Regions from separate parts of the Homo sapiens genome. Here region 2 is linked to region 1. A link is an interaction called in ENCODE POLR2A ChIA-PET data of the cell type or tissue named here. Cell type or tissue: Caco-2. All regions are shown on one strand. Each heading gives the region's core, and the rest is flanking DNA. Links, peaks and the distances in the headings are about the cores only.

Region 1 (7,888 bases), core at 2,109-4,608:
GTTGTTATCATTAAGTATGATATCCATAAGTATTATATATATATAATAGATAATCAGGAAGTTATGTTTGTTATTATCTCTATGTTACTTTCTCTATGTCTGTACCTGTATTTGTGTCTATGTCTATATCTATATGTTATAGCTTTATCTACATGAATCTATATATGGAGTAAACTTATTTATGTTAAGAGCTTTATTGAGATATAATTTATATACAATTAAATCCATTTATTTTTTAAGAGTACAACTCAATGACTTTTAATAGTAAATTTACTAGTTATGCAACCATTGTTACAATAATGTTAAAACATTTTTATCACCCCCCCAGAAAAAACCTCATGGACATTTGCACTCACTAGAGTAAACTCTTTACCAAGACATTTACACTCATGAAAAGTTTTGTTAGAATTTTGTATGAAAAAAAATTTTTTTTCTTTTTATTTTTTTGAGAGGGAGTCTCACTCTGTCACCAGGCTGGAGTGCAGTGGCACAATCTCAGCTCACTGCAACCTCTGCCTCCCAGGTTCAAGCAATTCTCCTGCCTCAGCCTCCTGAGTAGCTGGGACCACAGGCACACGCCACTATGCCCAGGTAATTTTTGTATTTTTAGTACAGATGGGGTTTCACCATGTTGGCCAGGATGGTCTCGATCTCTTGACCTCATGATCCGCCTGCTTCAGCCTCCCAAAGTGCTGGGATTACAGGTGTGAGCCACTACACCCAGCAAAAAAAATTTTAAAGTGATTAGTTTATATATATATATATATATATATATATATATATATATATATATATATTTAAATTATACTTTAAGTTCTAGGGTACATGTGCACAACGTGCAGGTTTGTTACATGTGTATACATGTGCCATGTTGGTGTGCTGCACCCATTAACTCGTCATTTACATTAGGTATCTCTCCTAATGCTATCCCTCCCCCCTCCCCCCTTTATTTGTGAGATGTGAGATGATGAACTTAATACAAATTCAAAAGGAAAAAAGGAGTATACAAGTGATGTCTCCCTCAGGGTTTCTCTCAGTTAACATTAGTTGCCTCTAAAAAGAACTGCTTGAAATCCCAGAGAGGTAGACAGAGATTTTAAACTCAAGGATGTATGCTGATTTTATCAAATTCTTTTTCGTCATCTAGAAGTGTGCTGTTCAATAAGGTAACCATTACCTCCTGTGGCTGGCTCACAAACACTTGAAATTTGGCTAGTGTGATTGAGGAACTGAATTTTTAATTTAATTTTAATTAAACTAAATTTTAAGACTGATAATTCAGTTACTGAAAAACTCAAGTATGTTTGCAACTTGGATATATACACCTACTTTTTTGTATCATAAACTTCACTAAATCTTAATGCAGATCAAGCTTTTCCAATGAAAATTTTGTGTCTGAATTGCGGTGAGCTAGGACAGTACATTTTAGATATATTGGGTTAAATAAAATATCATTAAAATTTGTTTTATCTGTTGCTTTTTACTTATTTGAAATGTGGCTTCTAGAATATCTAAAATTACCCACGTGGTTCACTTTATCTTCCTATTGGACATGCTGCTCTAGAGAGATATCATATGCTTTTTCTCATTTTATCTATTATTATGGTGAAATATATTAGTGTATTTTCTAATAATTTTTCTCTTTTTGCATTTCTGGCATAACCACCACTTGGTCATGGCATTCTGAATTATTTACCATAATTCTTTATTCTTTATTTAGCTCCTTTGGCCTTAATATTCATATGTAAGATTGGTCTTTAGTTTTATTGGGCTATCATCACACATCTGGAAGCTGTTCCTGTCTAGTCTTGACATTATTTAAATAACATAGAAGATATTGTTCTTTGGGCCCGGCGTGGTGGCCCATGCACTTTGGGAGGCTGAGGCGGGTGGATCACTTGAGGTCAGGAGTTCGAGACTAGCCTGGCCAACACGGTGAAACCCTATTTCTACTCAAAATACAAAAAATTAGCCGGGTGTGGTGGCTCATGCCTGTAATCCCAGCTACTCAGGAGGCTGAGACAGGAGAATCACTTGAACCTGGAAGGCAGAGGTTGTAGTGAGCCAAGATCGTGCCATTGCACTCCAGCCTGGACAACAGAGTGAGACTTCATCTCAAAAAAAAAAAAAAAAAAAAAGGCCGGGGGCAGTGGCTCACGCCTGTAAACCCAGCATTTTGGGAGGCCGAGGTGGGCGTCACGAGGTCAGGAGATCAAAACCATCCTGGCTAACACGGTGAAACCCCGTCTCTACTAAAAAATACAAAAAAATTTAGCCGGGTGTGATGGTGGGTGCCTGTAGTCCCAGCTACTCAGGAGGCTGAGGCAGGAGAATGTTGTGAACCCGGGAGGCGGAGCTTGCAGTGAGCGGAGATCGCACCACTGCACTCCAGCCTGGGCGACAGAGTGAGACTCCGTCTCAAAAAAAAAAAAAAAAAAAATGGGACCTTAGAGAGATGATTAGGTGATAAGGGCTCTGCTCTCACGAAGGAATTAATGTCATTATCTCAGGAATGGGATTTTCATAAGTTAGGGAGTTCTGCCCACTTTTTCTCCCTCTCTCTCAGTGTCTCTCACCACATGATGCCCTTCTGCCATCTTAGGATGCAGCAAGAAGGCCCTTGCCAGATGCAGCTTTCAGTCTTGGACGTCCCAGCTTCTGTGAGCCAAACAGATCTCTTTTTAAAAATAAAATTACCTAGTCTGTATATTGTGTTTTAGCAGCAGAATACGAACAGGGTGGCCCAGTTTGAGTATCATTGCACCTAGGACCCTGAACCAGGCTTCTCTAGCTCCACTCTCATGCTCAGTTGCTGACTACACATTCTCTCTAGGGGTCCCCCTGTCCCTTCAACAATCAGGCTTCTGTCAAATCTGGCTTCACCCAAATTCATTCAACAAATTTACTCATGTGTGAACCCCAGTGATTAATAAGCTCAAATTGTTTGCTAGGTGTCTCTCTAGCCACTGTGCAAATCTCTGGATACAAATGTTTGTCCTGGAGACAGGATACTGGCTAACTCTCTTGAAGCCACATTCCAAATGGAAATTGGAGGAAGGGTCATATCCTCCAGCTCCCACCAAACTAATACACCCTGTTACAAAAGAATGTGGTTACTCAGTCTATCAACTTTGCTTTGGGTTCAGGATGTTGCACAACATACTGGTGAGATGTTAGAGGGAAAAGAAGAGAAAAGTTAGATACTAGAAACCCTCCCAGAGGGATTCTTCTGAAGAGAGATTCTTCTATAGCTCTACAATTATTAGGGCCTTAGGCTTGAGAGTCAAGTGAGTTGATATATGTAAAGCACTTAGGGTAGTGACAGGCACATAGTAAGAGCTATGAAAGTCTAGTTATTTATTTATTTATTTATTTATTTATTTATTTATTTATTTATTATTTTGAGACGGAGTCTCTCTCTGTCACCCAGGCTGGAGTGCAGTGGCACGATCTCAGCTCAGTGCAAACTGTGCCTCCCAGGTTCATGCCATTCTCCTGCCTCAGCCTCTCGAGTAGCTGGGACTACAGGTGCCCGCCACCACGCCCAGCTAATTTTTTTTGTATTTTTAGTAGAGACGGGGTTTCACCTTGTTAGCCAGGATGTTCTCAATCTCCTGACCTCGTGATCTGCCTGCCTCCCAAAGTGCTGGGATTACAGGCGTGAGCCACCGCGCCCAGCCAAGTTTAGTTATTTTTATCTCCATGCTCGGCATCACCGCTCCCTGTCCTGCCACCATGGGAATGTGGGCCCATCCCAGCACAGCCTCCTTCCTCCTGCTGCCAAGGCTGCTTAGGTTCCACACCTGAGTCAGGAAAGTCCCAAATCCACCATGTTCAGAGAAGATACTTTCAGTTTCCAGCCCCATGACAGCCCTTAGGGTAGTTCACAAATACTCTTCTTTGCCTTCTTCAGGGACCTGGTAGGATTATAATTCCTCATGTCTTTTGATGTCCCATGTGGGCATGCGACTCTCTTGGCCAACAAAACCTGGAAGGAGTTAACTTGTGTTGCTTCTGGATGGAAGTTTTAAGAGGCCATGTGTGAGTCGCCACAACCCCTTATCACTGCTGCAGCGATTGTGAACTTGTGTCCAGCCAGAGCTTCCATCAGCCCAGGACCCCGAGAGATGGCACTGAGTTCGGCCCCAGCTGACCTGCACTGATGTGTGGTGTCAGTGAAAACAAACCTTTAGTGTATGAGGTCCCTGGGATTTGGGGGTTGCTCCTGCAACGTAATGAGCCTACCATGAATGACACACCCCTAATGAGGCTTGTATGAAATGTGATAGGCTTGAATTAAATCCCACACACTGGGATTGAGAAAGGGGGAGACTCAAACTAATGTTCATCCTTCTCAACAAAGTGCAGGTCCCTGTGTCATCTCAGGCATATGTGAGTATATCCCTGTCCTCGGGAGCCTTCCACATGCCCCCATTACAGCTCTTCCACACTTCCACACAGGTGGTTGTTTGTTGCCTGTCTGATTCTCCTCTACAACTATGAGCTCCCAAAAGGCAGCAATGATATATTTTTACCCAACCATCCAATGAACTTTTTTTTTTTTTTTTTTTTTTTTTTTTTGAGATGGAGTCTCACTCTTTCGCCCAGGCTGGAGTGCAGTGGAAAGATCTTCGCCCACTGCAACCTCTGCCTCCTGGTTTCAGGTGATTCTGCTGCCTCAGCCTCCGGAGTAGCTGGGATTACAGGTGCGTGCCACCACACTCAGCTAATTTTTTATAGTTTTGAGTAGAGACAGGGTTTCACCATGCTGGACAGGCTGGTCTCGAACTCCTGACCTCAAGTGATCTGCCTGCCTTGGCCTCCCAAGTGCTAGGATTATTGGCGTGAGCCACCCCACCCGGCCCCAATGAACTTTTAATCAAGTTCCTTAACAGGTCTGTGCTTCAGTTTCCTTATCTATAAAACACAAATAATAATCATACTTAGCTCAGAGTTGCAGTGAGAATTTGATTGAATAAATGAACCAATACATTTGAATGGTAGTTAAATCACTATTAGGGCAGTGCCTGCCACATAAGCCATACTATGTAAGTGTTACCTTTTATTTTATCATTTCTGTTTGAAGGACTCTTGATTCCTGAATTATCTGTGTAAACCATTGCACTCTGCGTAGTCCCAGCACTGTGCCTTACAGATGAAGCAGCTGTGGTTCAAGGGACAAAAGAGGCAAGAATGAACGGTTCCAGGATTTCCGGCTTGGGGAACCTGGTGGGCGTTATGCCTTCAGCCAAGAAAAAGAAAGTAAGAGGGATAGATTTAAGGGGGATACTGAACTGACTTTGGATGTGTTGAGTTTTAGGCGCCTGCAGGTCATCTAGACGGAGATGACTGATAGGCATTTAGGCAGGTGGATTTGGAAGTAAGCCGAGAGATGGGGTGTGGGGGGAGCAGATGTAGACGCATGTGTCATCAGCATGTCCATGGCAGGTAAAGTCGTGGGATTCGAGGGACAAGGACTGAGGACCGCCCCCATGGGGAGAACCTATAGTCAAGGAGAGGTGGGAGGAACAAAAATGAGCCTGCCACTGGGATGGCAGAGACAACATTTACTATAAACTCAAAATAAAAAGAAAAACATGGACTTTTGACTGTTCTGGGAAATTGCATAAACTCAAAGTTCTCTCCCTATAATCTCTTAGAATATGTGTGTGAAGAGATTCTCTACAACATGGGAGTGTGCACAAGCTGCTCTGAGCTTGCCACACCGCATCCCACGAGGACAGGGTGGTGCCTGGGCTGACCTCAGGCCTGGGAGGCACATCATTCTCGTTTCTGAACGATAAAATGTTGTTCAGAGCTAAAGAACACAGTTTTCTCCCTTCACCCCTCCCAATCGTTTTAAATGAAAAAGCATTATAGCCATGCATAATGTCTCTTCTCATTAAAGTTTAATCCTAATCTGCAATAAGTCATACTGAACACATACTAATGCAGTAATTGTGGGTTTGGGTGTGAAAGAGAATTCAGTCTTCACGTGTTCTGGACCACGACAGTTTACTCCGAGCCCCAATAGATGGCACTGCTGATGCATGCAGCAGGAGAAACCAAGCATGGCTTCCTGAGTGGAACCAGAGTGATTCTACTACTTCATCTGTCTTTGGTAATAATCTATCATCCCCCAAGAAACATTATCTCCAGATGCAGTTTCTTATTCTGTATTCCATGTGGCACACTTAGAACCTGCTGCCCCACCAAACCCTGTCCCCCACCTTGGATCCTTCTCCTAAGGTTTTGGGCAAAAGAGCTCCTCTTCCTTTTCAGTGGTAGCTGCCTAGAATTGCCTTCCTCTCCTTCTTTTCCTTCTGCTTCCCTCTTCCTCACAACCCTACAGCTGTCCAAAAGCAGCCAGAGCCTGTGACCCCCATCACTTGTCCTCCTGGGTGCCCAGCCTGGCAGACGTCACCTGCAGATACCTGGCCTGCACTCTGGAAGCACACGCCCCCTACCATGTGGGAAGGTAATATCTTCTTTCAGATATCACATTGTTTGGCCAGTCATCAAATGCATCATTTTACTTCAACCAGATTAGGAGTTCAGTGGTTCTGGGGGGCTGGGGGAACACGGCCACCAATCCTAACAACCCTATCACTCAGTGAGTCCCAAACCCAAAGGCGGTGATTGGCTGAGATAAAATGGGATCACAGCTAGGTGACTGCATCACACAGTAAGTGCTGTGACAGGGCTGTAAGGAAAATGCCATAAGGGAATTCCTTATTCCTCCAGGTGAAGGCTGAAGCAAGGCATAGTGAAGGAGGTGATATTGAGCATGATCTATGAAGAGCCGTTCAGCAGAAGGAGTGGGGAGTGTAGGGACAGGAGGCAGTGCCCACCAAGACCACAGTGTGCTTCTGGCCTGGGAGGCTAGGAAGCTTGATGTAAAGTGAGTAGATTGACCAATGGGAAGAAGGGAGAGGGGGCTGAGGACAGACTGAGCAACCTTGAGTGCCCCTCGGTCCTTAGGCTTGAACGCTAAGCTATGAGGAGCCAGCAAAGGTTTTCCAGGTCAAGAGTTGAGTGTGTCCCCCTCAAAAAGATATAAAGTCCTAGCCTCCATACCTTAGAATGCGACGTAATTTGGAAAAAGGGCTGTTGCAGATGTGGTTAGTTAAGGTAAGGTGAGGTCATACTGAAGTATGTGGGCCTTTAATCCCAAACAACTGGTGCTCCTATGAGAGGAGAAAAGACCCAGACACACAGGGTGGGAGGGCCACAAGGCAATGCAGGCGGAGGTTGGAGTGGTGTGGCTGCACGCCGAGGAATGCCAAAGGTTGCTGGCAACACCAGAAGCTGGGACAGGCAAGGAAGAAGCACCTATGGGTTTCAGCAGGAGCGTGGCCCTACTGATGCCTTGACCTTGGACTTCTAGCCTCAGACTCTGAGATAATCAGCTACTGCTGTTTAAGCACCCAGCTGGTGGTGCTTTGTTACGGAAGCTCCAGGAAAGTGAGCCACGGCCCTCCTCACACCCTGCTTATGTCCCTGCTAATCACCTGCACCTGAGCTGGGAGACCCTGTCCTCACCTCCTTGTGCTCCTCCACGCCCTCCTATCTGTGCTTCCATGATTACCTCGAAGCCCTCCTCCTCCTCAACCCACCACGACCCTCAGTCCCAGTGACTTCCCTCTTGCCACTTACAGCCTCCACTGCACACTTGTCCTTGCTGTTCCACAGCCTCCCCTGCTCTCTCATTGTCTCCCAGATATTAGGCTGCTTCCCCAATGAAGCTCTAAGGGCCTTGAATGCTGTCCCCAAGTTTAGGAGCTGTGTTTAACATTAGGCCAATCTAAGCCATCATGAACACATTTACTGAGTTGACTGATTTGCTCAGGGCTTTGGAGGAAGAAGCAAGAGACAGAGTTGACAGCAG
Region 2 (2,500 bases), core at 1-2,500, 65 kb before region 1:
ATTCCAGTTACTCAGAAGGCTGAGGCAGGGGAATCGCTTGAACCTAGGAGGCGGAGGTTGCAGTGAGCCGAGATCGCGCCATTGCGCTCCAGCCCAGGCAACAGCGCGAGACTCCGTCTCAAAAAAAAAGAAAATACTTCAGTATAGACTGTGGTATGGTATATGTGTGTGTGAGAGACACAGGTTAAGCAGCTAGTATTAAAACAGGTGATGTGTCTTCCTGGATAGTTAGCTGGTGGTTCTCCAATCCGGAATACTGCCCACATTCCAGAGGCACCCTGCTCTTTCTGTCTCCATGACAGCAGCACTTTGTTAATTACCAGGGAGAATATAGCAATGGGATATTAGTAAAATCAGTGGATTGTTAATGGCATGATGACTAATGGAAACAGATTTCCACTGGTGAAATTCATGGTAGTCAAGGTCTCCATATCAATTACATTTTAGAGCTGGGCATCGTGGCTCACACCTATAATCCCAGCATTTTGAGAAGTCGGGGCAGGAAGACTGCTTGAGCCCAGGAGTACAACACCAGCCTGGGTAACAATTTTTTTTTAATTAGCTGGGCATGGTAGTGCGTGTCTGTAGTCCCAGCTACTCAGGAAGCTGAAGTGGGAAGATCTCTTGAGCCCAGGAGGTCAAGGCTGCAATGAGCCGTGATCACACCACTGCAATCCAGTCTAGGTGACCAAGCAAGACACTCTCTCTCTCTCTCTCTATCTCTCCCCCACCCCATTCCATATGTGTATATATATAAAATATAGAGCAACTTTTGTCTATGGCATAATAAGGAAGTTGACAAATTCTCTCCCACCCAAAAAAATTATGTAAGTGAACAAAGTTTTCAAAAGCAACCATTTCAGGACTCTGAAAATCATCTTAAGACAAACAACAAACTGGCAAGCTTTTCTTTAGGAAAAGCTGCTAGAGTTTTGGGTAAGATGCGTGGAAGAGAGCGTCCTTCCAGCAGAGGCAGCTCCATTCTTACCCCAGCCCGTCGGCAGGGGAGTTTCCTAAGGCAGGGCTAGCCGTGAAAGCCAGCAGCTCCACTGATGGAGAAGGCTGGCTTGATTCAGAGCAGAGCAGAAGCACATGCCTAATGATCTTATCAGCAAAAGTAGTGAACTTGGTAGAAAATGAATGGGGAAAGCTCACAGCTGGGCTAGCCTGAGGTTTTAGTCCCAGTAGGGTGCATGCAACCGATAGCTGGACCAGCCAAAATTGTAATAACGAGATCCTGGAAACAGGAGAGCCACAGAAGGGCTGGATCAGCTCTCCATCCACACCAGGCTTCTTTATTCAAAAGGAACAAAATACTTGAACAAAAAAAATAATAAAAAAAAAAGAATGAAAGAAATTCAAGAAAAATTCAATGAAAGAAATGTTATTCACAGAAAACCTATAAAAATTTTGGGGGAGAAATTAGAGAAGATTTAAATGAATGAAAAGATATTTCTTATTCATGAACGGGAAGATTCAATATTGTTAGACAGCAATTCTCCTTAAATTGATCTGTAGGTTCCATCCAATTGCTATCAAAATCTCAGCTGGCTTTTTTTTTTTTTTTTTTTGTAGAAATTGGCAAGCTGATACAATTGGAAATACAAATGACCTAGAACAGTTAAAGCACTTTAGAAAAAGTTAACAAAGTTGAATGACTTACACTACCTATTTCAAAACTTACTATAAAGCCAAAGAAGTCCAGACAGTGTGATATTAGCATAAAACAGATGCATAGATCAATAGAACAAAATAGAGTCCAAAAGTATATACTTATTTTTATGGTCATTTGATTTTTGGCAAAGGTGCGAAGGCAATTTTCAACAAATGTTGCTGGGACCACTGGATATCTATATGCAAAAAATGAACTTACACCTCTCCCTCTCCCTCTCCCCTCTCCCCTCTCCCCTCTCCCCACGGTCTCCCTCTCCCTCTCTTTCCACGGTCTCCCTCTCATGCTGAGCCGAAGCTGGACTGCACTGCTGCCATCTCGGCTCACTGCAACCTCCCTGCCTGATTCTCCTGACTCAGCCTGCCTAGTGCCTGCGATTGCAGGCTCGCGCCGCCACGCCTGACTGGTTTTGGTGGAGACGGGGTTTCGCTGTGTTGGCCAGGCCGGTCTCCAGCCCCTAACCGCAAGTAATCCGCCAGCCTCAGCCTCCCGAGGTGCCGGGATTGCAGACGGAGTCTCCTTCACTCAGTGCTCAATGGTGCCCAGGCTGGAGTGCAGTGGCGTGATCTCGGCTCGCTACAACCTCCACCTCCCAGCCGCCTGCCTTGGCCTCCCAAAGTGCCGAGATTGCAGCCTCTGCCCGGCTGCCACCCCGTCTGGGAAGTGAGGAGTGTCTCTGCCTGGCCGCCCATCGTCTGGGATGTGAGGAGCCCCTCTGCCTGGCTGCCCAGTCTGGAAAGTGAGGAGCGTCTCCGCCCGGCCGCCATCCCACCTAGGAAGTGAGGAGCACCTCTTCCCGGCCGCCATCACATCTAGGAAGTGAGGAGC

Evidence for each region. ChIA-PET counts read pairs that join two places held together with the same protein. Peaks named below come from ENCODE experiments on the same cell type or tissue, not always from the same donor. Only the 100,000 strongest peaks of a DNase experiment are listed, where the experiment ranks them.
Region 2: POLR2A ChIA-PET joins it to region 1 with 7 read pairs; 2 of 35 experiments call an interaction of 5 or more read pairs at or near these places.

What each region holds. Positions count from the first base shown.
Region 1 is chr18:7,158,774-7,166,661 of GRCh38, forward strand. No RefSeq gene overlaps it. Among named protein-coding and RNA genes, the nearest start is that of LAMA1, 45 kb to the left of the region's middle. In Caco-2, for the core only: no CTCF peak of the experiment used is centred there; a DNase peak (open chromatin) is centred at 3,049.
Region 2 is chr18:7,095,948-7,098,447 of GRCh38, forward strand. The region is part of intron 1 of LAMA1 (laminin subunit alpha 1); the gene reads right to left. Among named protein-coding and RNA genes, the nearest start is that of LAMA1, 21 kb to the right of the region's middle. In Caco-2, for the core only: no CTCF peak of the experiment used is centred there; no DNase peak of the experiment used is centred there.